Linked DNA regions of Mus musculus: all the other regions are linked to region 4. A link is a loop called in an ENCODE intact Hi-C map of the cell type or tissue named here. Cell type or tissue: left cerebral cortex. All regions are shown on one strand. Region 1 holds the start of Zfp518a (zinc finger protein 518A). Region 2 holds the start of Cc2d2b (coiled-coil and C2 domain containing 2B). Region 3 holds the start of Ccnj (cyclin J). Region 4 has its middle 4.6 kb from the start of C330026H20Rik. Region 5 holds the start of Aldh18a1 (aldehyde dehydrogenase 18 family, member A1). Region 6 holds the start of Tctn3 (tectonic family member 3).

Region 1 (5,000 bases), 120 kb before region 4:
TTCTCATCCCTGAGCCATGATGATAAAGGGTGAAGTGAATGGATTTGGCTACTAAAGAGAGGAAGAAAAGAAAAAAAGGAAAGGAAAACATTGGGGAAAATATCACTTGAAGCTCAGCTACCATTTTATAGCTTGCCATTAGTGACCAGCCCATAATAGCCTTGATCAAGGTGTATGGCCATTTTATGTTAGATCATCCACATTCTTTATGTCTAATTTGTCCACATTCAGATGCATTGGATTATATTTTGGGGGCAGGGTGCATGGAGTTGAGTTGAAAGATCAACAAAAGAGATAAAAATCATAGGAGACTCTTGCTCTTTAATTTAAAAATCTTGCGGGGCAGTGGTGGCACATATCTTTAATCCCTCTACACAGGAGGTAGCACCAGGTGGATCAGTTTGAGGCCAGCCTGATCTACAGAGAGAGTTCAAGGACAGCCAGGGTTATTTAGAGAGACCCTGTCTTGAAAACAAACAAAAAATAAGCAAACATCTGGTTTTTCATTATAATTGAAGTACTTACGGTATACCAAGCTATACTTACTTTTCTGTGAACTTATATATAAGAGAGCTGCCACATTATGATATGATGTCATATGATTCAGAGGACAGAATGCTTAAAGTAAAATGCATTATATCTATTTATTTTGTTATTATTTTACATTAACCCACTTTATGATACAATGACCATGAGGACAGAATGCCTAAAGCGAAATGCATTATATCCATTTATTTTCATTATTTTATATTAACCCCCTTTATGATACAATGACCATGAATTAATAATACATTTAAACAAAGGATTTGTAAGCAAGAAGGAAACTTTGCGACTGTCACCACCAGGTTTAGTATGAGAAGATAAGAGGTTATTGTCCACTGCGAGTAAATTGCAGGTTCATCTTCAGAGCAGCCTATCTCTGAAAGCATTAATATGGTTATCCTATTCCCATGAACTATCTTTAAGTTTGGAACGTTCTAAAATCTTTTTATTTTTTGAGCTATTACCCAGCGTTTGTTCATTTGCAGTTTTAGAGTCTATCTCCTCTTCCTTTCTGTTTCACTCCTTTTGTTATTAACTTCAGTGTTCAGAACTTTAAAAGAGCAAAGAGTAAGAGTTTGATAAAAATGAAAAAACTGGACAAGGAAAAGAGAGAGAGTTCACCAACATTCTAGCTTATTTAGCATGCAATGAAAACTTTGAGTCTTCTAGAATTAAACACAGGTTTTCAAGGTGAACATAGATGCAAAAATAAAGTTTTATGAGAATACTACAGAACATGATGATGCATCATTTTTGTCATGTAAATTATAAAAGCTATAACAAAACTAACTACTCACAGTCCAAAACAACTTTTTTTTTTCCTATTAAAAAACAAACAGGCTTTTCTCCACTTCTCTCCTCAGCAATGTGTGTCCTCTTTTCTGGAACAATGAAAATATTGTGTTAAGGAGAAAATCTACCAGCACTCAGGAAACAGAGGCAGGCAGAGCTTTGTAAGCTGGAGGCCAGCCTGGTCTACAAATTGAGTTCCAGGACAGCCAGGGCTCTGTTACACTGTCTCAGGGCCTGTTACCCTGCCCCCCCCCAAAGAAAATCTATTTTGCAAACATCATTATAGATTATAAATATGCCCTTTTGATATTAATAGATTTCACCTTCACTTTTATAGTTATGTTTGTACTTCTTGTGTGAATTTCAGCTTGCCGCTTCTAGGAGGACTGTTGTACAAACCACCCAAAACTAAGGGTTCTCCGTGTGTGTTTTATTCCTTTCTTTTTCTTTTTCTTTTTCTTTTTCTTTTTTTTAATTTAAAGGGTAAAGTCCGTGTGGCACAGGTCAATGCGTTCAAAAGCATATCCTAAGAAAGTGGAAAATTCTTAACAGTTTTAAAATTGGTTTTAAGAAAAATTTGTGCGTGTCAGGAGTTATTTGGGTTACCCCTTGCCCCCACGCATCCCCCCCCCCAAAAAAAAAAACTACGGCCCACAGTTGAAGCCAAAATTCTCAGATTCGATCTTTTATATTTTGCTATATCCCTCCGCCTCGAGTTTTTGACGGCGGCAGTTTCCACAGTGCTTCCACGTGTGTTTTTTGTCCTTTTTTTCTTTTAAGGGAGGTAATTATTTACCAAGTGAGATTAGTAGGCTTCTGAAACGTTCTGAAAGAGAGGAGCCACATTTGGACTTTGTACGACTCTTGTGTGGGGTGGGGAAGGATTCTTTTCTTGGGGGCAAGGATTCCATTTTTGAGTCTGTGAGGGGCGTGCGAGGGTTTTCCTTCGCTGAGAGGACTTCCTTCGCTCAGACGAGTCCTCCGTGCCGTGGGAGGAGGTCGTGTCGCGGCGGGAGAGAAGAGTGTCCCTCACAGGTAGCCTGTGCGTGGGGCTGCTCTGGAGCTCAGGGTTGGCTCCCTTGTGGGCCAGAGCTTTGGGTAGCAGCTTCGTCCAACCACTGGGACGTCAAAGGGATACCACAACTCGCGTGATCCGAGTAAGTACAGGGAACACGCCATTTGCTAAGATGGGGGCTGCCTAAAACCTCTGGGTTGAGGCCATTTCCTGTCAACCAAGGCTTGCCAAGCACACCAGTTCCTGCTTCTGGTGTCTACTTGGGAAAGGACGGTAGCCATTTTCCCCGTTCTTCCCCCCGCAGTAGGATCCCCGCGGCTGGTGAGTAGACGGGGGGCGGTGAGGCGGGACGCAGGGAGGCGCCGTATGACGAGGTCAGCCGTGGACTCAGCGCCATGGCCTACTCTCGGGAGGCTGAGGCGGGGGCCCTTCCGGCCGCCGTTCCCTTCCGCTCGCCTCAGGTGCAGCGCGGATCCCTCCGCCGCAGCGTGCGCTGCCGGCAGCGCGGCGCTCGGCTTTCCGGCAGTACCCGGATGGAGGGGTAATGGCCGCCATCTGGGACTCGCAGGCAATGGGGACCACGGCAGGTATTCCCTGTGTGCGGAGCCGCCAAGACCAGTTAGGATGTCGGGACGCACAGAGAGACGGCAAGGGGCCAAGGGCGAAATCGTGGGGTGCTAGGGTTCCCCCCAAATGGTCTTGGGGGGGATCCGCCTCTTGCGCTAGGAAGCTCATGTTAAATAGTCCCGTCCATTCAGCGCTTCCGGCCAACTTGCCGCAAAGTTTTCTAGAGAAGTCCTTGGTTTCTAACCCGGGGCTCTTGCTAGCTCTTAGGGCTGGTCATTGTCGTCTCGGCTTGGGCTGGTTGTAAGTTTGTCCCTAAGAACTCCCCCACGGTCTCAGAGCCTAGGACTTGGGCGCGCGCGCACGGCGCGGCGACAGTGTACATCCGCGCGCCCGAGGGGCAGCGGAACTCCGGGGAAAGGGGCGGATCGGGCGCGGCGTTTTGGGGGCGATGCGGGGGCGTTTGGCGCGCGAAGCCATCGCTCGTCGGGTTCCGCGCCCGGTGGAGACGGGCTGGGCAGCCCTCAGTCCGCACCCCTCGAGCTGTAGGTTCGCGGGCCCGCCTCGACGGCATCCCTACTATGGGCCCAGTCTATGGCTATTGGGGGTTCTTCCTTGCAGAGACTCCCCGCTCTCTTGGCGCACGCACTGCGCGCCCTCAGAGTTGGGCAAGAAAGTGGTCCTCTTGTAGACTGCCCCCACCACCACCACACCCAGTGGCATATGGATTTCTTTGTCACGGGCTTTTTTTTTTTTTTTCCCCACTTGTAGGGTCCATCTTGAATCTGTTCTTAACATGGTGTCCTCTTTGTTAAGTGGGTAGTATCTTGAGTTAGATGGCTTTGGTAACTCAAAAGTATTGGGTCTGAATGCATAGATGATGTGATTTAACTCTTATCTAGACCAATGGAACAGATGCAACTTCAAAGTTTAGAAAACAAAAGTTAAGGGTCAGTTTTCGCTTCAGGTTTAAATTTGGGTTATTTTAGTTTTTGTAAATTATTTTTTTCAAAAGTCTTGAAAATGGGGAAAGGGGTCAGTTTTTGAGGAATTCATGAGAATGTTGAACTGTCTGTGATTATCTCAGGGATGTAATGTAAAAACAACTCACAGCGTGGTTAATTTGAAAGTCTGGTTTTCTTAAGGCACATTTTACTAATAATAATTGAATTGCTTTTTTTCCCAGCAAAACAGGTCTGATTTGAGTGTGCTCTAAAGTTTGTATGGTCAGAATGAATAGAGAGACTTGCTGAAATTCCCTAACATTTTTAAAGTTATAGCTGCAGATCTGTTAATTATCCTTCAACAAAGCTGTATTTTTCTTTAGAAAGTCAAAAGGGGCAATTCGTACTAGCACTTGAGGGGTGTTGGCTTTCTATGGCGTAGGTAAGCATAGTAGACCTTACTCTTTTCTGTTTTTTTTTCCAAATTATGATTACCAATTCAAACATTATATGTCAGATGTCTGAACAGATAAAAGGATAGCAACTCCAGCGACTGTGTCTTTGTGAGCTCATAGCAAATAAACTTAAATACTGGAGGGTTTTATCATAACCACCTTCACATTTTATGATATTTTTTCTGGAAGTAGTATAGTGTGGTTCCAAAAGCTGCTGTATTTTGAAATATTTTAAATGAGAAACTTTCTATCTAAATATAGTTTGAGTGAAAAAACCCACAAAACCTTACAATGCCCTTTTAATGTACTTTTATTGCAAGTGTTGGGGCTTACTCTCATTGAAGCATTGTGTGTGCCCTGTAGAGAACACTTAATCTGACCAGTCTAACTACTTTTCTGGTTTTCCTTTAAGTTCAAGATTTTAATCTTGCATTTCTTCAGGTGCTCTATTTAAAAGGGTTTTGTCAATTAGAGAAAAGGGTTCTTAGAAAATTTGAAATGTTTATCTGTTGTCTGCCCTCATGTATAGTCTATTAATTCTATAGGCTTCACATCATAGGCAGTTCTCATGGGATGTTGATACCAGCCTTGAGCATTACTGTTGTCAGTAGGCTTTTGTAGTGGGCAGATAAGTGGTTCAGAATCAGGTGCAATACTAATTCTGCTTTTGCAATTTGGATAGGGCAA
Region 2 (5,000 bases), 270 kb before region 4:
TCTTAGAGCAGGAGACTCCGCTATCTGCCATGGTGGCCTGGTGGCCAGCATCCAGGTCTGAATCTCTATGGCTTCTCGAAAGCAAAGCCAGCTGCTGAGCATTTAGGGCTGGCTGTGGGGTAGGCTTGGGAAGTGCTAGGGTTAAAGCACCAGCTATGGGCAGGAACAGACCGGTAGCCACAGCACCAGGGATTATGCTGTGTGTGTGCTCCTGGTAACAATCACTTTTGTGTGTGTGTGTGTGTGTGTGTAACTTAGATGATTTAGTGACTTCTTCACGGGCCTGGAAAGATAGCCCAGCAGTTAAGGGCACCTGCTGCTCTTAACTTTTAAGACCTCTATGGATACTGTATGTACATGTCGCACATGTATTTATGCAGATAAGCACTCATACACATTTTTAAAGGGCACTTGTTCTTGCAGGGATCCAGTTTCTATTTCCGGGACACACACAGGTCACTCTTACAAAATTAGATAAATTTTAAAAAGGCAAAGACCAAAGAAACATAGAAGAGAATATTAGAGTCTTAGCCACACCAAGTAGGGGAACTCAAGGTTCAGGACTAGTGTATAGTGACTATTTTAATCCTCCCTGGATCCTGTGGTTAAGGAAAAGAAAGGCGGTGGTGGCCAGGATGGGGTGGGGGTAAGGGGGGAGGGGGAGCACTCAGTTTGGTGCTAAAGACTGACCAGGAGACTGACCAGTAAGTGACAATGTTGAGCAGAGGAGAGGTGACATGGAGGTGTGTCCCTGTGATACCAGTGTTCATGTGGCTGAGACAGGACAGACGGAGTTTGGAAGCCAACCTGGGGTACACAGTGACAGCTTGTCTGAAAACAAACAAACAAACAAAAAAGGTACAGGAACAGGCACCCGTGCTTTAGAAGGGAGGACGTCAGGGCCCGGGGAGTCACATGGAGACAGAGAATACAGATGTTGCTTCCAGGCACTGCTGAGCATGGGTTTAGCTCTCCCTGTGGGGGCCCCGGGGATGCTAGGAAAGTGGTGTCCTTAAGCAAAAGCCAGGCTCCCAAATCTGCAAGGAGTGTCCTGTGAGAGAAAGGGACACAGGAGGTCACTTTTTGTCCCATATGGTAGTCCAGAGGAAGAGCAGAAAGTGAGATAATTAGTAGGGGTCAGAAGTGTGGAGATGAGGCCGTATAGGAGTAGGGTCATCTGGGTGGGTAGAGAAGCCAGAGGCAGGATGGGAGTCCACGGAGCTCAAACAAACCAAGAGACCCTGAGACATTATTGTTACTAAAGTGTAACAGCAGAAGAAGTTCTGTCACTGTACTGTTTAAAAAGGAAAATAATTATAGGAAAACTCAGATGTAACCCTCAGAATGAAAGAATTAAGAACGTTTCTCTTCTTTTAACATAATATTCAGAGAATATTATGATATTATGAATATTATGAAAATATGAATATTAGAATATCTTCTTTTAACAAAATATTCAGAGAATAAAATCAAAGCTGAGAAATTCAATAGGCTCATACAAGATGACCAAAAAAAAAAATGGAGGGCTCTATAAATAAGTTCTGAATATTTAGATTTGAGAGAGAGGCCCCAGCTTTAATTCACTCCACGCCTGCTAAGGACCCATGGTAGCATTCTGCTTTGTTGCAGGACAAATCTTTGCTGTGACATCACCCCGTGTGCTACAGTTTGTCCCTGTCATTGTAAAACTCTGGCTTTGTCACAGAAAAGCTTTAAGAAATGGACAGATGGACAGGGGTCAGGACAGGCCTGCCTAGACTTGAAGATTCTGGTTCTGCTGGACATGGATGTAATGTGGGGGGGAGGGGTGGGGGGGATACGTCTTCCATGTGGTGACACTGTCAGAACAGAGCTAGTACCTCAGATGTAGTGGTCAATATTAGCTGTCAATCCGACAGGGTCTGCAATCTCCTAGGAGACAAGCTAGTGAGAGACCGTCTAAATGAGGCTCACCAGTTTTCTAGATAGGGTTAATTGAAGTGGGCAGGCCAACCCTGAGTGCAGGTGGCAATACCGTCCTATGGATGGCAGCACTGGGCTAAACAAAAAGGCTTTCTCTGTGCACAGAAGACACTGTAGACGACTTCTCAGTAACTATTGCTGCCTTGGATGATTGCCTGCCTGCCTGCCTGCCTGCCTGCCTGCCTGCCTGCCTGTGCAGATGTCTTTCTAATTCTTTGCCAAGAAATTAAAAATGTTCTATGAAATCTGATCTGTAGCTAGAGCAGTTAAAAAAATATATTATAGCCTGAATCAAAACAGTTCTGCATGTGAGATTAGACCACTAGTTTGAAATATCTACTGGATGTCAATTCTTACTCCGACTCCCTCCCCTCTGATAGGAAATGCTCTTTAACCTTGAAAATATTTAGAATTCCTCAACATCTGTTCGATAAACTCTTTGGTAGGAGATCTTGAATCCTACATTATCTTGACTTAGGTATTTGGACCCATATACTTAATGCTTAGGTATAATAGCAATAATACATTGTAGCACACACACACACACACACACACACACACACACACACACACCATGTGTACTTTTAAAAAATGCATAGCACTGGTTGATAATCCTGGAAATTAAATGTTCTTAAAGTTCATCATATTCTGTGATGCTTGCAACATGCAGACATTTCCCATTTAATCCGTGACATCAGTATGTAAGGGAAACACTCTTGACTCTGCTTTCTGACTCTGCTGTTGGACTGTAGAGATGGCCTGGCCCCTAAGGGCTAAGCTCACAACCCAAACGACAAGAATCTACCACCATTGCTCTTAAATTGCTATACCAGATGAGCCCTAGACAACAAGGATTTTATTTGGAATGAGAATTTGTCCAAATAAATTTTGAGGCGTGGACACAGTTAACAGTAAGTCGTTTTTTGTTTGTTTGCTTTTTCAGATAATGAGGCAAGTGGAACTTCTGAGTTCGTTCCCTTGTGCCGCAGGGTCTCTACCTCGCCTGGGCAGTCACCTTTGCAGCTGCTCTATTTCCCTACGTCCCTTTTCTCGAGGCCCGTTAAGTTTTAAAGACCTCCTAAGTGTCTTCAGAATCTCAGGCTAACGGCTCAATGGGGCGGACACAGAAAGAGGTTCATAAAAACAGCATATTGGAATGAAGGGACACACATCACTGTGCTCAGCCCCACTTGCAAACTCCCAACTGTATCAGTTCTGTTTAGGTCATCATTATTTTAACAAGGAACAAAGAGGCTTGCAGGGTGGGGACATACCGCTGTTTGATTTGTTTATTCATTTACTGCCTGCGATGGTGCGTTCGTGGTGTAGGTCGGCTTGCGGAGGCCACAGTGTGACGCTGGTTGTCTTCTGCCATCATACTACACTTTATTTGCTGAGACTTTGCTCTCTTCTGGAACCCAGAGCTTGCCCTGGGGGATTCCTGCGGCTGTCTCCACACTTGCCTGGCCTTACGTGGGTTCAGGGAATCTTAACTTCACTGACATTACAGTCTATGTGCTGAGCCATCTCCCCAGCCCCAAACTACCACTACTTCTCCTTCATAGATTTATTTTATTTTTAATTATGTTTCTATGGGTGTGGGAGGATATGTATATGTGTGAATGCAGGTGCTAGCCAGGCCAGAAGAGGGCATCAGGAGTTACAGGCAGGCGGTTGTGGGCCACCTAACTGGGTGCTGGGACGCGGGCCTCTGTAAGGGCAGTAAGTGCTCCTCATCGCTTGCTCTCCAGCACCCAGCCCAAGACTTAAAAGATATTAAATTTGTGACACGAATTGCAAGCTCTGAAAAAAAAATTGTTTGCACTGAGGGCTGTGGCATGGGGCCAGACACCAGTCTCTTGAAATGAAAAGCATCCACACTGCGCACCCGCTCTCCTGTCCCCTCTCCGTGGCGTGGCGCATGCAGTTCTTAAGCCGCCACTAACCCCCACCCCAAAGGGAGGGGCAAGAGAGGCCCGAGGGATGCGGGGGGGGGGGGGAGGGTTAGCTCAGGTGCACGAGGAGATCTCATGCACTGAGGCTGGATCAGAACCAGATGGCTGGGGAGGGGAGGGGCAGAGGGCAAAAACGCTCGCACTGCGCATGCTCTTCGGCTGTAGGCGTTGATAGCTGCTCAGGATCTGTCTTCACTTCCCAGACGCATCGAAAAGCAGTGTCCATCAGGTGAATGTCTTATCTCTCAAGGTCCCCATGACGGTACCAGAGTACACTGGGGATGCACCCCTCCTCTGTGCGGAATCCTGGGGCTGGGATAACAAGGCAACTAGGTGAAGTGGCAAGAGAGGGCACGGAACCGCGCCACCTGCCAGTCATCCCGGTTTTAGGAATAGGGGTGAAAACGTGTACATTTCACAGCTTCGAGGTCAGGGAGGGGTTTGGATTAAGTTCCGGTCAGAAAAATATTTCCTGAGTGGAGGAGGCTGGGCGGCTGGAGTTGAACTCTTTGCTAGGGTAAGCATTAGGACAACACCTTAGAATCAGCGGAACTACTTCAAGGTAATTTACTTCAAGCGGAACTTACTTCAAGGTAAGTACTGACAGAAGGCAGGTACAAGAGCTAGGAGAAAGTCCCTAGAAGACTACAGGATGCGAATTAGGCTCGAAATGTGGCGTGCAGTCCATTGAGAAAAGTTACAAAACTCAAAGCAAAGTGATGACCAGGAAAAAGCAGTCTTGCTTCACCCCTAGGTGGCAAGTGTGGCCCGAGGGCCCTCGCACTGAGAAGGGCCTCAGGGTTTCTCCAATTGAGACTGGAGTCCAGACCCAGAGATGGCTCTTCGACCTAGAATATAAACAGCACAGGACTCTCGCCAGTTTCACTAGACCCGGTGTCCGTGCTCCGTCGGTAATCCAGTGCACTCTGATAATTCTCAAGATCAGTTTCCAGGTAGCATCATTACATTGCCTTGGGTGTGTTAGATACAAGCCTTCAGTCCATAGGACAATCTGTGTCACCTGCACGCCTTCCTCAAACCATGCTGTAGGGCTTTGAGGGGGCAAAGGGGCAGAAGTGAAAT
Region 3 (5,000 bases), 180 kb before region 4:
TATGTGTGTGCTGCTATAAAGACCTGCATACTTCTGAGAAGATACAACAAAAGACACAGCAGTAGTGGTGCCTCTGGGAAAAGGCCACCTCTGGAAGAAGTGGAGAAAGGAGTCTGCCAGTTAGTATGCATAGTTTTATATTGGTTTTATGGTTTTTTTGTTTTGGTTTGGTTTGGGTTTTTTTTTTTTTTTTTTTTTTTTTTTTTTGCCTTTTGCTTGCATTTATTTTAAAGTGTTTTCTTTTTGACAAAAAGCAATGGCTTTCTTTTCTTTTTTAACTTTTAAATACATTCTGTGTATTTGGTTTACAGTGTTTTGGTTTTTGTGGTACAGTAGCTTGAAGCCAGGGACTCGGGTACGTTGGGCAAGCCCTGTACTGCTCATCCCCCTCCCCCAGTTCTCAGCGCACAGCGTCTGATGAACACGTGCATTGAGTACAGAGAGCTTCATGAAGAATTCTCTCCCCTGCGTGCTCCGATGTTAGTGTCTTGGCTGCCAGAGCGTGGTGGCTTCCGACTGCCGGAAGTGCCCGCAGTCCCAAAAGCCTTCCAGAGAATCAGCTCCCACCCTCATCTCTTGCAACCCAACTCGAGGTTCCATTCTCTGTTGTGCGGGTGCCTTGCCCGGTTCGCTCTGAAACCTTTGCTAGTGTCTTTTGAAGTTTGGATTATCTTTACTGAAGTGGAAAACTGCCCTCTACTTTCCTTCCAAAATGGAACCCTGTCGTGTTTACTGTCCCCTCTGCTGGCATGCCCATCCACCATCTAGATAGCCAGTCGCTTCCCCTCAGGCCTTTGCATGGCTTCCCTATCATAAAACGTCGGCCTATCCACCTATCTAGCCTTTCACTTTGTTTGCCTTACAGCACTTGTTACCGTGTGGTATGGATTTATCTTTCATTTATTATGACTTTTCTCTTCCCAGTAGAATGTAAACTGTGGGAACACAGAGTTGAAGTGCCTTCTGCCCAGCTCACTCTAAAGGGATGAAAAAAATAGTAAGACCGAAATTCCTTTTAGGAATGTAGACTCTAGAGAGACCACCAGAGACATACACAGGCATGAACAAGGATGAATACTGGCATCTTATAAAGAGCCATCTAAGTCTAGAATAATACATGATTTCTGAACCGGTCTCTCCCGGCAAACAACGTGTTCAAAGTAGACTGTAGGACAACCTGCTTATTACAGGATCGCATAGGCAATTATAGTCTGTGACCCACTTTTCTGAAAAGGTTCTTAAGAAAGGCCTGGACCCTAAATCATTTGGAAGCCAAAAGCTGCTTAGTAGTCGTGAATTGGAAACTGAGTACTACTTAAATACCATAAATGACATGGAAATTTTAGCCAGATAACGTCCTTTCCCTCTACTAGTAGTCTCTTCCCGAAATGCACCGGGCTAGGCTGGGTTCTGCCAATTTTCACGTGCATGCTTCCAGTTTCTTCCCATCATTTCCTGAACCCCTGCTCTCCCCAGGCATTGTATAACACTGTCACACAGGGGTCTGCAGCAGCCCTTCCGGGATGGATGCAAATACCAGGGTGATAAGCCATGCTCCCGAAGTGTGCACTCATCCTTTTCTGTACTAGCCCTTTGTCACTCTTCCTCTTTCTAAACAAAATATTCAAAGTAAGGGGTGAGGTCTCATGATTTATGTTTAAATATTGAAGGAAGTCGCTTTACAGTCTCTGGAAAATTGAGGGAACCCATCTACTTCTTTTGGGGTGGTCCTCCAGACACTCTCAAATACAACTGATGGGGTTTCTGTTACATTTCCAGCCCCAGCCAATCGCCTCAATTGACGCTGGAGTGTTCCCACCGTTTAGGGTCTCTTCCTTGACCACCACAGATGGTCAATTACATCCATTATGGATCTGACAAGCCAGGTTGCTAAAGATGTCAATTCCAGTCGCAACTCGCGCGAATCGCCGAAGTGAAAGCAACAAGAAGAGCTGAGTTAGAAGAGCTAAAAGGAGTACTGGGTTTAGAGGGGAGACTGGAGCAGAACTCGACAACCAAAGCGCCTTAGGGACTGGTAAGAGCTAAAGCCCATTCGGAAGGCTTAGGGTAGGGGGAGGATCCCGGAGAGCAGCCCCTCGGAAGTGAGACAGCGGGCCAGATCCGCGCTGCCAAGTTTTAATCCCGGGGCTGAGACATCGCATCTTTCTTTGCCAGCACCCGGGACCCATCAAAGATTCTCTGCAGGTGAGCGGCCCTCGGGCGCCGACAGACCGCGGAGGCTGCAGAGCGAGACCGCCCGGCACCGGGCAGGGGCCCGGGAGACGGAGTAGCACCTGGCTCGGCCCGGCCGCCGATTGGACGGCGAGGCGCGACCCCGCTGTATCGCGAGAGCCGATTGGCAGCGCGGGGCGGCCCGTGCCCCGGCGCTGGCTTTGTACGGCGAGCCGCCTGCCGGTCCTTTAACAATGGGCGGCGCGAGCGCCCGGGTGCTGGGCCCTAGCTGAGGCGGGGGCTTCGCGGCCGACGGTCCGCGGCATGAACGCTGCCGGCGCCCCGTGCACGCCGGCCGGGCTGGGGCTCTGAGGGCCGCGGTTCCGGGTAAGAAACCGCGTGGGCCGGGCAGGCCTGCGGGAGCGCAGCGAGGCGAGGGGAAGCGAGGCGCGGAGCACGGCCGCCCGCCCGGCCTTTTGTTTGCCGCTCCGGGTCCGCGCTGCGGCGGGCGCACCGCAGACCCCCAGGGTGGTGGAGCGTGCGGGGCTGTCGGCGCGGACCTGGTGTCGCGCGCTGGTCACTCTCCATTCCGGCGACGTTCTGACAATGTCAGGGCTCCCGCGCCTAAGTGCAGGCGGCTGAGGTCGAACCCAGAACTCGGAGAGCCCGAGGTGGGCCGTCCCGCCCGGAGCTTTCAGAGCTCGCACCTTTCTGCAGTTCTTGCAGCGGGCGATTGCAGACGACTGGGTAGATCAGGCCTTGCTGGCGTTGGAAGATGGCTCGGGGTCGGGTCAGGTGAAGAGGAGCAGCCGCACGGGGTGACCTGAGATCGCATCCCTGGAGGAGGGGGCGCGGAGGATCGCGGGGGGACTGGGGGGGGGGGGAGTTGCTGGCCGTGACCGCGTCTGGGGCGTGTCTTCCAGACTGAAGTTGCGGCGTCTGGCCGGGCGCACCTCCGGCTTCCATGGAGCTGGAGGGGCAGTGGTGGCGAGGACAGCTGGCTGCGGATATTCACCAGGCGCTTCGGTACAAGGTAACTCCCGAGACCCGACTTTCCCCATCCCGGCTCTTGTGCTTCCTGGAAAGGCCAGTCAGGTTCTTTACTCTCTACCTTCCAGGCCAGAGAAGGCGAGTTTGCTCATTTGTCAAAGTTAATTAACTTCTTCCTTCCCTGGGCTGCATCCGAAGAACCTGTAAATGTGGAGAAGACTGGGGCGTGGTAGTTGGGAGAAGGAAGGTGGATGGTGTTCCGATGTTGCCAGGTCGACCATGGGTGTGTGTGTGTGTGTGTGTGTCTGTCTGTCTGTCTGTCTGTGTCTGTGTGTGAGTGAACAGCCCTCCTTGTTTCGTACATGCTGTTGCATGAAGCTGGTGTAAGCCCTGTACATAACTCAGTTCTCCAACCTTTCCCCAAACCTGCTCTGAGACTTCGGACAACTTAATTTTCTCTTTCTCAGTTTCCTCGTCTGTAAAAGGAGAAATAACAACGACAGAACGTCCTTATGGGGTGATTGTGAAATCTGTTAAGTATGTACTGTGCAGGAACTTAGAACAGTGTAAGAGCTATGTGATAACTTACTGTTCCTTGGTCCTTCAAATCCAGGCTATACAAAAAGCCTTAAGGTGGAGGGAGCTATTCCTTGGTAATGTCAAGTGTAGAAAATAGACACAATGTTCTTAATAGTCATGGGGGGGGGGGAACCTACTCCTTTTGGACCAAAGCCTGGGTATTCTAACTAATGATTATAGGATGGATGTTATAAGTCAGATATATGCGATAGCCCTGCTTCTCTGACAGCCAGAGGGAAGACCCAGAATGATCAACTTAACTCAGTTTCACCTTGGATGAAAACTGGGAAAGGATCGAAACAGCTGACTCTTTAATAAGATCCTGTAGCTTGAGCCTTAGGGATTTTTCAATGATAATAGGTTTATATCTGGTGTATATGACCAAATTAAGCAGATTAGGACATGGAATCTTGGCTTAAGTTGTTAAAATTGCACCCCCAGCTTGAAATTTCCAAAAGTTCTTTAATAGTCCTGGCATTCAGTCTCTTACTCTGAGTACATCCCAGACCCCTATGAGATTGCTCTACATAAATGTTCCAACTACGGAAAGGTTCTTTGGAATGTTAGAGGGAAAAGTCCCAATTCACTTTGAATTTTGGGGAGGTATATTTGGATTTTTCTAAGTGTCAGTCTTTTTATCTTTCTAGTGTGTAGCAAAACTAGTTACTTGGTTTAAATGGTAATGGTACTTTGAGTGTGGGGGTGGGGCTGACAGTTTAAAGATTTTTTTTTCATGATGATCCCTGTGACTTTTAGTTCTAATACTTCATATGTAGGTAGTTTTAATCATAAAGAATTGACTGAATTAGTTTTACAGGTGATCTTAGACGTAGAATTTTCTTTCTTTCTTAAGTTAGAGTTTGTTGGCATGCTTATGTAGTCTCTGAAGGAGTTAGGGAATAAGGCAGCCCTGTAGTCAGGTGGATGTTGGGGATTACTTCTGAAGCCTGTCTCAGGCCACCTGTTGCAAACTACTTGGGGTTGCCTTTATGTTGTCTTTAAGCTCTCTGTAGACGACGGTCCTGATGTCTGGCAATAGTAACATAGAGGATTTACATTAATGTGTAGGACTTGAACTTTACAGCTGGAGAGATCACTATTTGTAGTGCACTGGAGTCAAGGAAGTTAAATAAACTTTTCTCATTAAAGATGCTAAAGTCAGCTATTAATCGGTGGTTTGATCCTTTGCTTGTGCAGCCTGCTTAGTACTTAGCATATTGGAGGTGTTAGAGCAGTAACTAGTGTGACCAGCGTGGTCC
Region 4 (5,000 bases):
TCATGCTGGCTTCCAGGCTCCCTCCGTATCAGCCACACCTGTTACACACCTCAGAGTCCATCCTAATCCTTCTCCCCTCCCCTAACCCCCCCCAGTTCCTGGGCTTCCCTCTTCTCAGCTACTCACTCTCTCCTTAGCCCTGCCCTCCTCCATAAGCTCTGCTCCCACTGCGTTTTCTCTAGTCTCCACTCCCTGCTGCTCTCCCTCTATTGCAGATAGCCCTGGCCATGTCCTGTTTGCTTCCAACGTTCCGTCCACTTCTTTCTCTCTCTCTAAGCTGGACTCTTCCAGATGTGTCCAGCGGTTCTCTCATATCAACAATAAAGGCTTTCCCCAAATAAGTCCTACAAGACACAAAAACCCCACAAAATATTCAACAAAAATAATCTTAACAAACGCAAGAAGTGACACCCACACACCCAGGGAAGGCAAGCCAAAAATCCCACTACAGTGTCATTTTCTACATGTTACGTTATGCAGAAACCCCAGCAGCTGCTAACCGTGGAAGGAAACGAATCTGTCTGGCGGTGGATAACTGTCAGCTGATATTTTCCTCAAAGAGCAGTGAGCAGATCATCAACGTCTATAAAAATTAAACAAATCCCAGCACGGCCAGGGCTACACAAAGAAACCCTGCCTTGGAAAACAATACAAGAAAAAAGAAAAATAAATAAATAAATAAATAAATAGGCACCTGGAGAAGATTTAAGAAAATTTCCTGTCACCAAGATGTCAGGAAAATGGTGGAGCCTGGACTTGAACCTCCTGTTATTTGTGTGATCCAGAGATGGATGATCAGGAAGCAAGAGGAGCCCCTACCTACACAGACAAGCCTTCCATTAGAGTTCCTTAAGTGTTGGCATTTCTTCTAGGCTCTGCCGCACAGTTACCTGGCAACAGTCAGGTGTGCCTGATTCACTATAAAAGGGGCTGCTTGCCCCCTCCTCTCTCCTCTTTCTCCCTTCCTCTCTTTCCTCTCTGTCCCTTCTCTCTCCATCTCCCCCCCCCCCCATATGCTCATGGCTGGCCTCCCTCCTCCTTCTCCTCCTCCTCTTCCTCCTCCTCCTTCTTCCTCCTTCTCTCTCTCTCTCTCTCTCTCTCTCTCTCTTTCTCTCTCTCTCTCTCTGTATCATCTACCCCTTCAACTCCTTTCCTCATTACCTAAATAAACTCTCTTCTATACTATACAGTCCTGTGGCTGGTCCCTGGGGGGGGGGGGCGGGGGGGGAAGGGATGCCCCTTCCCTCACACAATACCTTGCCTCTACCATACATATCCCTGGCTTCTTTTTTTATAAAACACAGCAATGAGTACAAGTAACATCATTAACATTTTAAGTGACAGAATTTAAAGAGCAGTTTCATAGTTTATAGCAGAATTAAGAGGGAAGTAAGGAGATGTTGTACATTTACCAAGACACACAGACTCTTCCCATTACCAAAGCCCCCATGAAAGCACTGGGTTGCTGAGCAGGCGAACCCGCAGAGACATATCAAAGCCCACTGCCTGCACTAGGGTCCACTTGTGTTGCACACATGTTGTTCCACAGATTTGAACAAATGTTTAATCACCATTCTGCCTATCCCATAGCACAATGCCTTTAATTTTCAAAGTCAGGTAGAGGGAAGTGTTTGCTATGCATGTTGTATGTGTGAGGCTTTGCAGCTGGAAGAGAAAATATCTTACCCACGCTTGCCCAGCTGCTAAAGCCAGGAGGAACACTAGGGCAAGCTCCTTTTCCTACAGAGTGGACACTCCCAAGCCTTATGTGGCATCTGGAATCCCCAAAGCTCTACAGGACCTGACACCTGAGTTACAGGATACCATGTGTACATTAAGGACTCGGGAGACAGCTCAGTTGATGGTCTTGCAGGTAGGGGGACCCGAGTTAGAGTCCCACAACACATAAAATGTGCTTCTAATTCCAGTGTTGGGTAATGATACAGACCCAGCCTACTCCACTTGGTAAAGTATGAGCAAGAGAGTGATGAGATTTGAAGCTTGCCCTATGGCTTCCACACAAAAGCACACACAAAAGCACACACACACACACACACACACACACACACACACACACACACACAAACATGTTGGCCAAATTGATGCCAGGTGAAAGCCACTAAAATACATTATACACATGTATGAAATTTTCAACTTATTTTTTCTAAAGCCTAGTGTCAGCCTTTGCAAGTAAAATGGATAATTTCTGCACACGGGAAAACACAAACAGACCGTGAGTCAGGGAACATAAAAACAAAAAAGGGGGTGCTGGAACCCCCTAAAGTCATTTCATCACTGTGTAAGTCACCAGATTTTTTTGCCTTCAGGCTCACAACCTGGAAGCCTTTTAAGGTGGAAATGCTGACCCCAAGTGGTGACAAGTAGAACTTCAACTCTGGCTAGTTCAGGAAGCCACTATGCTACTTTGCAAGTTAAAGCATGCAGTTGGCACGTCTGATGGATTCGGTTTGCTGCATCTCTCCTGGGTATATGACTGAATTTTCTCCCAAGAACCTGGCATCTGCGCTCTACCCTACAATCTAAGACCAGGCTGGTGCTGCTAATGAAGCCCCTTTTCTGCATTGCCCTTGTCTTCAGTGTGTGCTCGTGTGTGCCCGTGTGTGTGTGCCTGTGTGCGTATGATTGTGTGTGTGTGTGTGTGTCCGTGTATTTGTGTACATAGAGGCACGTGGATGGGTGGACCTGAGTACTCACAAGCTCATGTGTCATTAACCTTAGCGGAAGCGCACAGAGAAAATATGAGCTTCCCTCTTTTGTCTCTAGAGGGCGCTGCTTTTCTTTTTTATCCTCCACCTTGTCATTCCATCCCAGTCTAATGATTACAACCAATCCATTCAGTGACTTCCCTTTTCTGCTTGAGTGACTCCAGGAGATATGACATTCTTCAGATTTCTACCCCAGTGTGGAACCTGGATATGAGACATAGGAGCTATCTGTCCTTACGACACCATGTCCTACAGGCCATCTGACACTTTCTTCTGATGTCCTGCCACCTGTTACCTGGTGAGATCTTGGTGGTGCAAATCTAAAGACCTAGCAGTTAAGAGCAGTTCCTTCTGGGTCTCCATCATACTAGACTTCTATTAAGGAGGTCAAAGCAGATTTCCATCTCAGCTGTACTCCACAAACGTTCTACAGCACCGTTTTCCCTCCCACTCCCTCTCCTTCCCTCCCTCTCTTCCCTCCCCTCCCCATCTCCATCTCTCCCTCTCCCACTGTTCCCAGTCTGGCCTCTTCCTCTCCCCTCTCCTCTCTTTTCTGTCCTTCTCTGCTCCCCTTTCTCTGTCTCTACTCTTTTCCTGGTCCCTGCTCCCCTCCCTGGCTCCCTTCCCCCAATAAACTTCCCTTTGTACTAGGCTTGTCACTGTGGCTTGATTGCTGGGAGACACTTTGACAGGGGCCACTGAGGTACCCGCTGTCTTACTCTGTGTTTCATAAATCCCAGCAGTGAGGACTTCAGGAGTTAGTCAGTTCATAAGAGTGGAGCCCTTAGGAATGAGACTAGTGCCCTTATTAGAGACAGAGAGGGGCTGGCTGAGATGAATCAAGCCAGGAGAGAGACCTGCATTCAATCCCTGGGACCCATGTAAAGATGGAGTGAGAGAACAGACTTAAGGAAGGTGTTCTATGTCCTCCACATGTTACACTCATGTGAACACACACACACACACACACACACACACACACACACAAGAATGAAGCAATCTCTCCCCCATGCGGGATCTCAAGGGAGAATCTAGCTCAGTGGTTCTCAACCTTCCTAATGCTGCAACCCTTTAATACAGTTCCTCATGTCGTGGTGACCCCCAGCCATAACAGTATTTTGGCTGCTGCTTCATGACTGTAATTTCGCTACTGTTCGGAATCACAATGTAAATATCTGTGTTTTCCAATGGTTTTAGATAGTCCCTGTGAAAGGGTCATTCTAGTCCCAAAAGGGTCACAACCCGCAGGTTGAGAGCCACTGATCTAGTGGGATGAGGGCCATCTGGAAACGAAAAGCTGGCCCCTCACCGGGGATAATTTCCTGGCACCTTGCTCCTGGACTTCCCAGCCTCTAGACTCATGAGATAAACTGCTGCTTGTGCCATCTGGTTTGTAGTGTTTCTATTAGAGCTGCCTGAATTTAGGAGAAGGCATAATGACCCTGGATATGATAGCAAATGAAATTCACGTAATTATCCAATCAGGGCTGTGGCATCTTCCCTCAGCAGAAATTGTCCTGGATCCTCTGTCTTTTAAGATGATTATACTCGGCAGCTGCAGCGATGGTAATGTGTAAGAAGAATTGGATTGCCATCTATGAACTCCTTTTTAAGGAAGGCGTGATGGTCACCCAAAAAGATCCACATGCCCAAACACCCTGAGCTGGCAGACAGGAATGTGCCCAACCTTCGTGTAATGAAGGCCATGTAGGCTCTCAAGTCTAGAGGCTACGTGAAGGAGCAGTTTGCTTGGAGACATTTCTACTGGTACCTTACAAATGAGGGCATCCACACTCTCTCCGAGCTTACATGCACCACCCTCTGGAGATCGTGCCCGCCACCCTGCTCCGCAGCCATCCCCAGACTGGCAGGCCTCAGCTTAAAGGTCCAGAGGGTGAGCGACCTGCAAGATTCCCAAGAGGGGAGGCAGACAGAGACACCTACAGAAGGAGTACTGTGCTCCCTGGAGTTGACAAGAAAGCTGAGGCTGGGGCTGGCTTAGCAACTGAGTTCCAGTTTAGAGGTGGCTTCTGTCATGGACGCGGTCAGCCACCTCAGTGAAGCTGGGGATTATGTTGTATTAAACTTTAAAGAAAATAAAACCAAACAAAAAGATGATTATACTCATGAAAATTTGCTATTTTATTATTATTTGTGTGTTCATGGTGTATGTATGAGTCCATGTGCCCATGTGTGCAAATATAGAGGCAGGAGGAGGGTCTCTAATGTCCTGGAACTCACTGTTTTTGCTAGACTGGCTGGCCAGCAGGCTGC
Region 5 (5,000 bases), 430 kb before region 4:
CCAGTTCTAGGCCAGCCTGGGCTACATAAGACCCTGTCTCAGAAAAGATTCTGATCGGGTCACATGCATAGTTCTAGACTGTTTACCCCTCTCTTGTCTAAGCACAGAAAGCTCTGAACGTCTGAGATCCTTGGAGGTATGAGGTCTACCATTTGTCTCTGGCCCAGGGAGGCAAGATCTTATATTGCAAACGACTGTTCAACCAGTCAGTTTGTTGTGACAGCAAAAACCAGACAGGTGATGCAAAAGCCCAAAGGGTATATACGTGGAGACTCTGTGATCGAGAGAGAAGTTCTTATATTTTAACTCAGAACAGCTTTCAAGTGACTAGACACAAACACACGGAGAGCTCTTATCTCACTTAGAGAAGTGAACTTCAGTCTCAACAAACTACCCAGAAAAACACATGCTGAGTTCATGGTTCACTACTTAATAGAAAGACAGAAACTCAAAGATAAATGTTGTTGCTTCGGAGGGTGGGGGAATAAGGCTGGGGTATGGCGTGCGGGGTGAAGAATCTGAGCGCACCCTTTCTGTGCCAGGAGATAATTATCACACACGGGGTCTCCGGGAATAACCCTGGCTGCAGGGAGAATCTCCTATGTACAGGTTCCATATGTCAGGTCGCGAGCCACAGAGAATTGCAGACTCAGGCCCTGGGAGTGCGTCCGTGGATGGTTTCACACCAGGTGTATGACTACTCGCAGCACAGGAGCCCTGGAAGCCGGTTGTGGACTTGGTAGGAAGAGGCTGCAGGGTCCTCCAGCCTCCGCTGGTAGCATACCCAAAAGATGGCCAGAGATCCCTGGGCCTCCTAAACCCTGCACCGGGAGCTGTGCATGAGCATCTCAGAGCACCTGGCTGCCCCGCGCCGCCGCCGGCTCCCGTGTCCACGCCCCTCCGGACCCGCGGCTGCACCCCGCATCTCCCCCTTTCAGTGAGTGTACCCCTTGCCCGGTGCTGCCCAGCCACCTACCTGCTGGCCGCCGACCCCAGCCCTGGACCACTCTTCGCGGCGACCGCCCTCTCCTCCGCCTTTTCTTCCGTCTACGTCCAGCTCTCCGGAGTTGCGTCAGCCGCGTTAGACTGAAGCCCCGTAGCGCCGCTGACGTTGGGAGACGGGTCTGACCCACGCTACGCCACGGCAACGGCGCAGGCGCTTCTGAGAATCGCGCCCACGCTCCACGTGGCGGCCCCCTCCCATCCCCAGGCTCCGCGCCCGCAGAGTATAGGGGCGGGGCTTCGAGCACCCAGAAAGGAACCTCCCCAGACAGCTTCCCAGAAAGGTAAGGAAGACTGGCTTCTAGTTGCTGATGGATTTCATAAAGCGTGTTTGACAGTTGATCGTCTATATGTCAGACTCACATTAGAAATAGATTGAATCAACAAAGACCGTCTCCCTCAAAACAAAAACAAAAACAAAGACTGGCTATTGAAAAAAATTGGCACCATGGTAAAACAAGTTGGCACCTAGTTACCCGAAAATAACAGCCCAAGTGTTTTCAGCAAAGGTGGTGGTAAGAATACTGCATTTTAAGACGGTGTGTTTAATCTCTGATTATTAATAACCACTGATTATCCCAAAGTTGAATGCATAACGGACACAGATCATCTCCTTCCGGGCTGGCAACGTTCTCGTCCCATAGCACCGTTCGTTGCAGGGAGGCCATTGTCTAGAGAAGGTCAACTGTGGCTGAAAATTGGTTCTTTATGCTTTTGTAGTCCTGACAATGCTACTGAGCCTATTCATTCATTTTCTAATTCACTAAAGGGAACTTACCACTACTTCTCAGTCCATGATGCAGGAGTATGGGGGGAAGGGCAGGGGGCGGGGAGCGGGGGGGAGTGGGGGGAAGGGCTAAAAGGAGGTTTCAGCTTAGGAGAGATCCACGCTCATGGATGATAGGTTTGCAGAAGAGAACATCTGGCTGGGAGCTCACCATACAAAGATTTTGAATCTTATGGGTCACCAAGTCAGTGAATCCAAACTTCTAAAGCCCTGGAATGATATGATCAGGTTTTTGTGTCGGAAATCAGCACAGAGGTGTAGAAACTGGGAAGTGGGTTAGCCTATTGCAAAGCGCCCTGTAAGAAATAAAGCAGACGAAAGGCGCCGACAGGGGGCGTGGGAGCAAAAAGGAAGGCGCGCTCACAGCACTTTTTGCTAAGGGTTGAGTACCAGGAAGAGGAGTTCTTTGAAATGAAATGTGCGTCGGCATATGAGATCTAGGAAGAAGCTGAGAAAATCTGTGCTTTGGGAAGGGTGTTGGCGCCAGGACGCGTTAAATTTTGAGCACGTTGAGGGTGGGGAGGTGGGGCATTAAAGAGAAACAAAACAGCAGGCGCTGATTAGATCTGGTACCCGGGCTTCTAAAAAAAGTGGGGGGGGGGGGGTGCGTGTGGGTGTGTGTCAGGGGTGTAACTAGACTAAGGGACTGGAGCTAAGTTAGAAGGCGATTCTGATTCTTCAGTTCACCCACAGATCACCTTATTGTAATTGCTTGTCTGTCTTCCCTCCTAGGGAGCAAACCTCTGGACAGCAAGAAAGCATATTCCTAGAATATGAGATACTTTGTAAGTATTTGAGGAGTGAATAATTATTATGTCTTTAGTTAAAAAAAACCAGATTTCTCAAAAAGTGAATTGGAATTGATCATCGGTGCTGAAAAAATAAATAAATAAAAGAAAATGAGTTGTTAACATTCGTGTTAAACTGGTGTTCCTTGAAGGTCATTCCTTCAACTCCAGCATTTCATAGGCAGAGGTCAGGGGATTAGACCCTAGCCAGCCTGGGCTTCATACATAGTGAGTTCCAGGTCAGCCTGGGCTCTGCAACGACACACTATCTAACAGTGTCTCAAAGAATCGAGCACGAAACTCCTTAACTTTCTACTGTTTTTTTATTCTTTCAGTGATAGTTTACTTATTTGCTCTGCCACTAATATTCTACTTTGCCAGTGGAGAGAAAGGAGTGCGTTAGATGAGTGAGGAGAAGGGAAAATCTGATTCTAGGCACATAACCTGCTTGTCTTTCTATGAAAAGCAAGAATTTAGCTAGAGTGTCTTTCTCACATACTCAACAAATGTTCTTTTTGTTGACTGGGGGTGGGGGGTGGATTTTAACTTCTTCTAGAAAATGGGAATAAGGTTCAACACCACCAGGAAGTCATGCAGGAAGTAGGACATTTAGAATATGGTCTTTCACTCTGTAGCCCTAGCTTCCTTGGAACCTGCTGTTCTTGACTGATTGGCTGAGTGACTGGGGAGGAGTGGGGCGTGCCATAGCACTCGTGTAAGCCCGAATTTATGAAAGCTGATTCTTTGCCTGTACCATGTGGATTCTTGGAATTGAACTAGGGTCATCAGACTTGGCTGGCCCTGGAACTTGTGTGCAGACCAAGTTGACGATGCTTCCAAAATGCTTCGATTCAGATATATGCTGCCGCCACTGCCACACAGAAATGTATCTTCAGGTGCCAGGCTTAATGTCTTTCTTTTCTTTCAGGAGGTGAGAGGTGAGAAAAGGTCTGATTGATTCTGAAGCTCATGCTGGTCTTGAACTCAGGCTGGGATTAGGAGCATCGGCCACCACACCGACTTTAAAATAGCTTCAAGTTGTAAAATGTAAAGAGCAGATATGCAACCCAACAAAGCGATTTACTGGGGTGGGGTGGGGCTGGCATGTGTGTGTGTGGTGTGGTGTGTGTGTATGGTGTGTGTGTGTGATTGAGTCTTCAAGGGCAATAGGGAAATTCGGTTCTCCCAAGAGACAAGAACAAGAACCTGGAACATTAGGAACCAATGCCATCCTCTTCTCCTGAGTCTCTTCGTTACACATCTCCCATTCTGCCCCCTCCCACTTTTCTGGAAATAGTCTTCCCATAGTGCTGAGTGTTGTGAAGATTTTTGGCAATCATAAATAGTGGAAGGTTTCTTAACACAACAAACGATCACACATTATTTTGAAATTGAACAACTGAGTTGCTTCTGGCAGTGCTCGCTGCATGTCGAACATCATGAGACTTCAGCTACTTTAGTTCCGACACATATGTATGCTGAATACTGTAAATGGCATCATGTCACACGGCACCATGAGTGATGGCCCAACTCAGATTCCAGGCCATTGCATGTTATACACTGCAGTATTTTCACTGTATAAAGTTTTCTGCTCTTATAGAAGGGTAGTGGTTTAGTTGTGCAACCTTAATTTTTCTTCCGCCATTCTCAGATGTAAGTATTGGATTAACAAATCTTTCAACTGTATGACATTAGAAGTTTTGGACTTAAAGACATGATGGAAAATGGTCTTCCCAGCTCTACAGTAGTCTCATCGTTAGTGTCACTCCTGATGGACAGGCTTGGTCTCACTTCCAAACTCCTGGGAAAGAAGAGTTTCCAGGACTCCTGTGTGATTCTAGGACTCCATGCTTGAACCAGTCAGCTGAGGTAGGGGCAGAAGGCCTATGTGATATGTGAACAGAGGCTCTGCCCAGGCCTTAGCACAGTGAGTAATGGGTAGGCTCAGAGAAGGGGTAAGCATAGTGAGGAGTCAGCAGTGAGCAGTGAACACTACAGCCACACTGTGTACTTTATAGTTTCATAAGCCAAGGAGCATACTAGAGCCACCAGGAAATGTAGACATAAGTAATGACGATGATAAATAGGAGATCCTCTTGCCTCTCTGCTTCTTGGATTATAGGCACATATGACCATACCCATTTAAAACACGGGTTTTCTTTTTCTAATTGCTTATTTATTATGAGTCTTAAAGTCCCTGCTTCTCAGTTCCACCTCCCCCAACCCCACAAAATGATAGGCATGATTTTAGGCAGGTCTGGGATGTTGAACAAACAAACAAACAAACAAACCCATCAATAGAAAAGGGAGGTTAGTAAGCCGGGCGTGGTGGCGCACGCCTTTAATCCCAGCACCTGGGAGGCAGAGGCAGGCGGATTTCTGAGTTCGAGGCCAGCCTGGTCTACAAAGTGAGTGCCAGGACA
Region 6 (5,000 bases), 400 kb before region 4:
TTCATAGCTTTTCTCAGGAAGAGAGAGCCACAGCCAGTTGTGAGCTGCCATGTGGGTGCTGGGAATTGAGCCTGGGTCCTCTGGAAGAACAGCCAGTGCTCTCAGGGGTCAAGCCATCTCTCTAGCCCCACAGATGACCACTTGCCCCCCTCATTTCAGTATAGGTGTATTGGTTGAAGTAGTGATAAGAACAGAATACAGACATACAAGCTAAGGCTATATTCATATACACAAGTATATTATTCATATGTGACTTCATATATAAGTATATAAATATTCTTGTTGGTGTCCACCAACTGTACCATCAGCCAACAATTTAGAGGTAGTTACACTCTGATATAACTGTGGACGTGAAAAACCTACAGACCATCTCATCCATCCCCTTAGGAAATTTGGATCCTCTGAGGCAAGGGTAGTTGCAAGGACCTCAGAGTAAGGTAGCAAAACTAGGAGCAGATCCCCAACCCCCAACTTGCTGGTCTGCAGTTTTCCCCCTCCACAGTGCTATAGAGGCCCTCTTAGGAATAGCACACCCTTCACCGCCAGTGATTATTATCAAGACATTTTATCCACTGTGAATAAATATACAGTTTGCTCTTTTCTAAAAAATGATATATTTATTTTTATTTTATGTGTATTGGTGTTTTGCTTAAATATGTCTGTGTGAGCATGACAGATCCCCTGGAGCTGGAGTTACAGCCAGTTGTGAGCTGCCATGTGGGTGCTGGGAATTGAACCTGGGTCCTCTGGAAGAACAGAGAGTGCTCTTAAGTGCTGAGCCATCTCTCTAGCCCCACAGTTTGTCCTTTTAAGGCACTGACAGCTTATCTGGAGGAAATCATAATATTCACATAAACTGACAATCATACAAGGAACTCTACAAATTCTTAAGGAATGACTTAGGACAACGAGTGTCTTAGAACTAACTTCTGAGGATGGGCTCACTTGGGCAGATGACAGAAGATTCTTAGAAGAGCTAAGATGTTCGCAATGAATGGAGAAAAGAGGGCCACTTGAGTCAAGGGGGAAAGCAGATAAAAGTTAGGAAAAATTTAAGGCACAGCTTGAGGACAAAGGACATGAATTCGTCCAAAACAAAAGGGCAGAATAAAATCATGAGAGAAAAGTTTTCGGACAAAGAAAGAGAAAGAAGGACACAAAGAAAGAAATCAATGCAGATTGCCAGGCTAAAGGTGCTGAGCAGTAGTTTAAAGGTGGTAGAGTCTCATGAAATTACTAATGTTCTTATTAACTAAAAGTAAGAGGGTAGTGGTAAGAGGGGTGAGCGACAGGGAATCTAAAAGAAATAAGAGAGCTGGGAATCCCAAAGACAAAGTCACATCTCAATAAACATTCAATGATAAGAGCTGTCAAACTCGTTTCTACTCACAGTTGTTCACACGGACACAAAACTGTGTCGTTCCACTGGAGTCCGTGAAAACTCTGGAAGGGAACGGGGAGTTGCTCCTGAACATAAGAGAGTTGTCCACACATACCCAACTTGAAGATCTGTGAGGAAAGGTGAAGATACTTAAGAGAGAGACATGGAGTACATCTAGGGAAGGGGGCCTTACCCCACCAATGTCTGATGCCAATAAGAGGGGTCTCTGGGCAGAGGTGCAACACTCAGGTTTTGTTTTACTGGATGGCTCAGCATTCCCAGGAAAGCCCAAGGGGACATCCGACCGGGAGACAGCGGGTAGGAAACTCACTCTTACTCCTCCACCGGAGGAGCACCGCAGCTCACCTTACACTACCAGGAAGACAGAAGGAAAAGACTGTTCTGGGATGGAGAAGATCGCAGTCCTTGTCACAGCAGCAGTTTAAATCGCAGGTACCCGGAGTCAAGTCACAGACACAGATCGGTAAAGCTGTAAGTACAAGAAGAAAAGCGAGATGAAGCTCCCCCAAAGTTTTCCCGCGCGGACAGCCCCAGTGCCAGCTACGTGGCAGGGCAATTTTGTCTACACAATTTTAGATCTGAGAAGTCAGTATTTCCATCCCGTATCCCGCCGCATCACCTGGAAAGGGGTCGGTGGTCGCGTTCACGGGCATCGATAGAGTCCAGGGAGTCGGACTCTCAGACGAATCCGGAGGAGCTGAGGTTGGCACTTCGGGCGTCACTGGCTCCAGGCCCCAGGAGGTGGGGAAAGCCCGGGCTGTGGAGGAGGGCTGCGGTCGGGCGGTCTCAGAAAGCATCAGGACCACCAGCAGCAGCAGGTGCAGCTGCAGGGTGCACATAAGGCAGCCTGGCCGCAGAGCGGTGCGACAGGAGCCTGGGTCTCCAGATACGTCCCAGGAGCCCTGGGAAGAAGAGTCGCGTACTTCGTCATCAGCTTCCGTCTGCGCATTGGCTCAGGCGGGAGCCGGGTGCTCTTCAGCCAATGGAAGGCCGTGTTGTTACGACCCTGAGCGTCCTTCATGCTGCTCTCCTCCTTAGCGGCGCGTGGTTCCCGTTACCTGGCAACCGCTGGGAGCCTCGGGGGCGAAGGCGTCTTTGCCTGATCCCGCCGCTAGATGGCAGCTGGCAGAGGGTTGGCGCGCTTTACGGACCTGGAAGAATTGGATGAAGTCATCACTGAGAGGAAGACCAAGAGGCACAAACTGAGATCTTACCAAGGTAAGAGGCCCTTTCTCTGGAAACACCATGAACTCAAGGAGAAAAACATAGAAAGTCACATCCCTTACGTGTGCCGGGAAACTGAGTACCTGATCACAAAGTTTAGGCCAAACTGGCTACTGAGTGAGACTCTGATCCCTAAAACAAAGACAAATGAACAAAGTCCCAATGATGGCATGAGAGATGGCTCAGCTTCTAAGAATATTTGTTTTTGTTTTTGTTTTTTTCAAAGAACTGGGGTTCGCTTCCCAGAACCCACAAGGTGTCTCACAACCATCCGCTGCTCCAGTTCCAGGAGATCCATTGCCTGTGCCATCTTCTGGCCTCAGTGGGCGCCATCTGACACCCGCAGGTGCAAAGACTCAAGCAGGCAAAACACTCCTCTGCATAAAATCTAAAATAAAATTTAAAAATGTCTCCACTTTAATTACTATGGTATTTTTTAAAAAGCATAATAAAACAATGCTTATTTCAACTCCACGAGTTTCTTTATTCCCCGCTCCCTGTCGCCTAGTCACAGTTTCATGTAGCCCAGGCTGACCCTCAAACTCAAGATGTGGTCAAAGATGGCTGAATTTCTGAACCTCCTGGGTCTGGAATTTTAGTCATATAGGCCACCTTCATGCACTCCTGCCAAACACTCTATCAAGTTAAATTTTATTTTATTTTTTAAAAAGTGTTAGTTAGTGCATTATATCAATAAATGTGATCTGTATATTTGTTGCTGGAAAGGGTAGTAAGGGAAGAGGTTCAGGACAAGAAAACAGGATGGAGAAGAGTATGAGGACTTAGAGAAAGTTACAATTTAGAAACATTTTCTGAGGAGAAAGTAAAGATACAGAGATGGAAATAGCCAAGGAACCAAGAAGCAAGCTAGCTGATTGCTCTTTTACGGTTTTATCATTAAGTTCTGAAACACTCTCTAGTATGTGCTTGCTCTTCTCAGGAGTGGCGTGGCCCTTCTGCATGCCTAATAGCACAAACATTCTGTATTTGCACTAATCTGAGACACAGGCAGGCATGGCTATGGCACACATGATAGGCATGCAATGCCTGAGCTGTTAAATATTTAATTTTAAAATTGTGACTCAAGGTTAAATAACCTCAGGTAACTAATAGCCATTGCAATGTGCAGTTGGATTGTGTATGATCAAAATCCAGCCAGCTATCTCCCTGTGCTCACAATTCCAACATTTGGGTTATTTTAATTATTTGGGGGAATAAAATAACATCTACCAGGAGTTACCTAATCCACTCCAGTCCACTCCTTAAAACTGATTTTGGATGTCTCTCTTTCCAATGAATCTCCTGGGCTGATGGCTCTCTTTTCCAATGAATTTTTTGGGCAGATAAGATTTGGGGCACTTGAAATTGCCCGTATTTTCCAAGAGGATCTTAATTTTTTTTTTTTTAAGATTCGTTTATTTTATATATGTGAGTACACTGTCTCTCTCTCCTCAGACACACCAGAAGAGGGCATCAGATCCCATTACAGATCTGGAAATTGAACTCAGGACCCCTGGAAGAACAGTCAGTGCTCTTAACCGCTGAGCCATCTCTCCAGCCCACGATCTTAATTTTTATAATGCCTTTTAATTTTTAGCTTAAATATATCTCTATGCTCTAAATACTCTCAAACATTTGTATGTGATTGGGTGGTTAATTATGTGTGTCTCATGTGTGGGGGTGCCTGTGAGGGACAGAAGAGGGGGTGAGATTGCCCTAGAGCAAATTATATTACTCAAATTATATGTATTTACTAGAATATAGTTTGTGTAAGGTAAGCAGTTTTCTTTCTTTCTTTTTTATTAGATATTTTCTTTATTTACATTTCAAATGTTTTCCCCTTTCCTAGTTTCCCCTACCCCCTCCTGGTAAGCAGTTTTATCTGTCTTTATTTGATATATACCCTTGTTTAAGTCATGCTAGCTTTGTTCATGTGTGAACATTCAAAAATATACACTGAAGACTGGTTTGTTGAACTCCTTTAATTTAGTTCTTGGGAGATCACCTTATTTCAGCTTGTGCTTATCTTTATAAGCTTTGTTTTATATCTGATCATAAAATCTTTTAGATCTCAAAGTTTAGAGTTTGAATTTCCACTCTGGAATTATTCCCGGATGATTGTTGGTAACCTTGGACTGGTTGAAATAACCTCAGGGTTGCCCGGTAAGGAGACACAGTTCAGCAACGTGTAAGTTATTTTTCCTTCAAGCTTCAACACTTAAGGGCTGGGGTCAGCTCAGGGCCAGAATGCTTGCCTGCCCTCCATGCTACAGGTTCTATAATCTGTCCCAGCACTGGAAGTGGGGCACGAGTTTATATCTCCATCTGACTTTTCTGTAATTTGTGGAGCTCTGAAGAAGAGGAAAGAAGAGCG

Evidence for each region. Hi-C counts contacts between places; a loop is a spot of excess contacts. Peaks named below come from ENCODE experiments on the same cell type or tissue, not always from the same donor. Only the 100,000 strongest peaks of a DNase experiment are listed, where the experiment ranks them.
Region 1: it touches region 4 in a loop (2.6-fold over the local background); 4 of 42 quality-filtered maps call a loop at or near these places.
Region 2: it touches region 4 in a loop (4-fold over the local background); 19 of 42 quality-filtered maps call a loop at or near these places.
Region 3: a loop joins it to region 4, with 2.7 times the contacts of the local background. A loop is called at or near these places in 4 of 42 quality-filtered maps.
Region 5: a loop joins it to region 4, with 2.6 times the contacts of the local background. A loop is called at or near these places in 3 of 42 quality-filtered maps.
Region 6: a loop joins it to region 4, with 4 times the contacts of the local background. A loop is called at or near these places in 6 of 42 quality-filtered maps.

Annotation. Positions count from the first base shown.
Region 1 is chr19:40,891,854-40,896,853 of GRCm38, forward strand. It overlaps Zfp518a (zinc finger protein 518A), which reads left to right and starts at 2,852. Exons shown (of 5, transcript NM_028319.1): 1 at 2,852-2,937. Mir8092 (microRNA 8092) reads left to right here and starts at 2,850; the gene lies at 2,850-2,936. In left cerebral cortex, no CTCF peak of the experiment used is centred here; DNase peaks (open chromatin) are centred at 2,859 and 3,061; H3K4me3 peaks cover 1,631 bases; H3K27ac peaks cover 1,102 bases.
Region 2 is chr19:40,744,743-40,749,742 of GRCm38, forward strand. Cc2d2b (coiled-coil and C2 domain containing 2B) reads left to right here and starts at 4,075. Exons shown (of 35, transcript NM_001376940.1): 1 at 4,075-4,146. In left cerebral cortex, a CTCF peak has its summit at 2,016; DNase peaks (open chromatin) are centred at 2,102 and 4,125.
Region 3 is chr19:40,828,884-40,833,883 of GRCm38, forward strand. It overlaps Cc2d2b (coiled-coil and C2 domain containing 2B), which reads left to right. Exons shown (of 35, transcript NM_001376940.1): 35 at 1-895. It overlaps Ccnj (cyclin J), which reads left to right and starts at 2,396. Exons shown (of 6, transcript NM_172839.4): 1 at 2,396-2,559; 2 at 3,096-3,205. The coding sequence starts at 3,137. In left cerebral cortex, a CTCF peak has its summit at 2,411; DNase peaks (open chromatin) are centred at 2,353, 2,865 and 3,310; H3K4me3 peaks cover 2,236 bases; H3K27ac peaks cover 1,295 bases.
Region 4 is chr19:41,013,752-41,018,751 of GRCm38, forward strand. It overlaps the pseudogene Gm4269. Among named protein-coding and RNA genes, the nearest start is that of C330026H20Rik, 4.6 kb to the left of the region's middle. In left cerebral cortex, CTCF peaks have their summits at 2,367 (motif pointing left) and 2,788 (motif pointing right); DNase peaks (open chromatin) are centred at 445, 2,379 and 2,757.
Region 5 is chr19:40,587,334-40,592,333 of GRCm38, forward strand. Aldh18a1 (aldehyde dehydrogenase 18 family, member A1) reads right to left here and starts at 1,130. Exons shown (of 19, transcript NM_019698.2): 1 at 977-1,130. Gm27042 (a long non-coding RNA gene) reads left to right here and starts at 1,199. Exons shown (of 4, transcript XR_386705.4): 1 at 1,199-1,286; 2 at 2,522-2,574; 3 at 3,506-3,624. In left cerebral cortex, a CTCF peak has its summit at 2,129; DNase peaks (open chromatin) are centred at 1,146, 1,619 and 2,124; H3K4me3 peaks cover 2,211 bases; H3K27ac peaks cover 441 bases.
Region 6 is chr19:40,609,904-40,614,903 of GRCm38, forward strand. It overlaps Tctn3 (tectonic family member 3), which reads right to left and starts at 2,328. Exons shown (of 14, transcript NM_026260.3): 1 at 2,022-2,328; 2 at 1,748-1,871; 3 at 1,391-1,509. The coding sequence starts at 2,241. It also overlaps a transcript of Entpd1 not described here. In left cerebral cortex, CTCF peaks have their summits at 2,515 (motif pointing right) and 4,091 (motif pointing right); a DNase peak (open chromatin) is centred at 2,441; H3K4me3 peaks cover 1,154 bases; H3K27ac peaks cover 441 bases.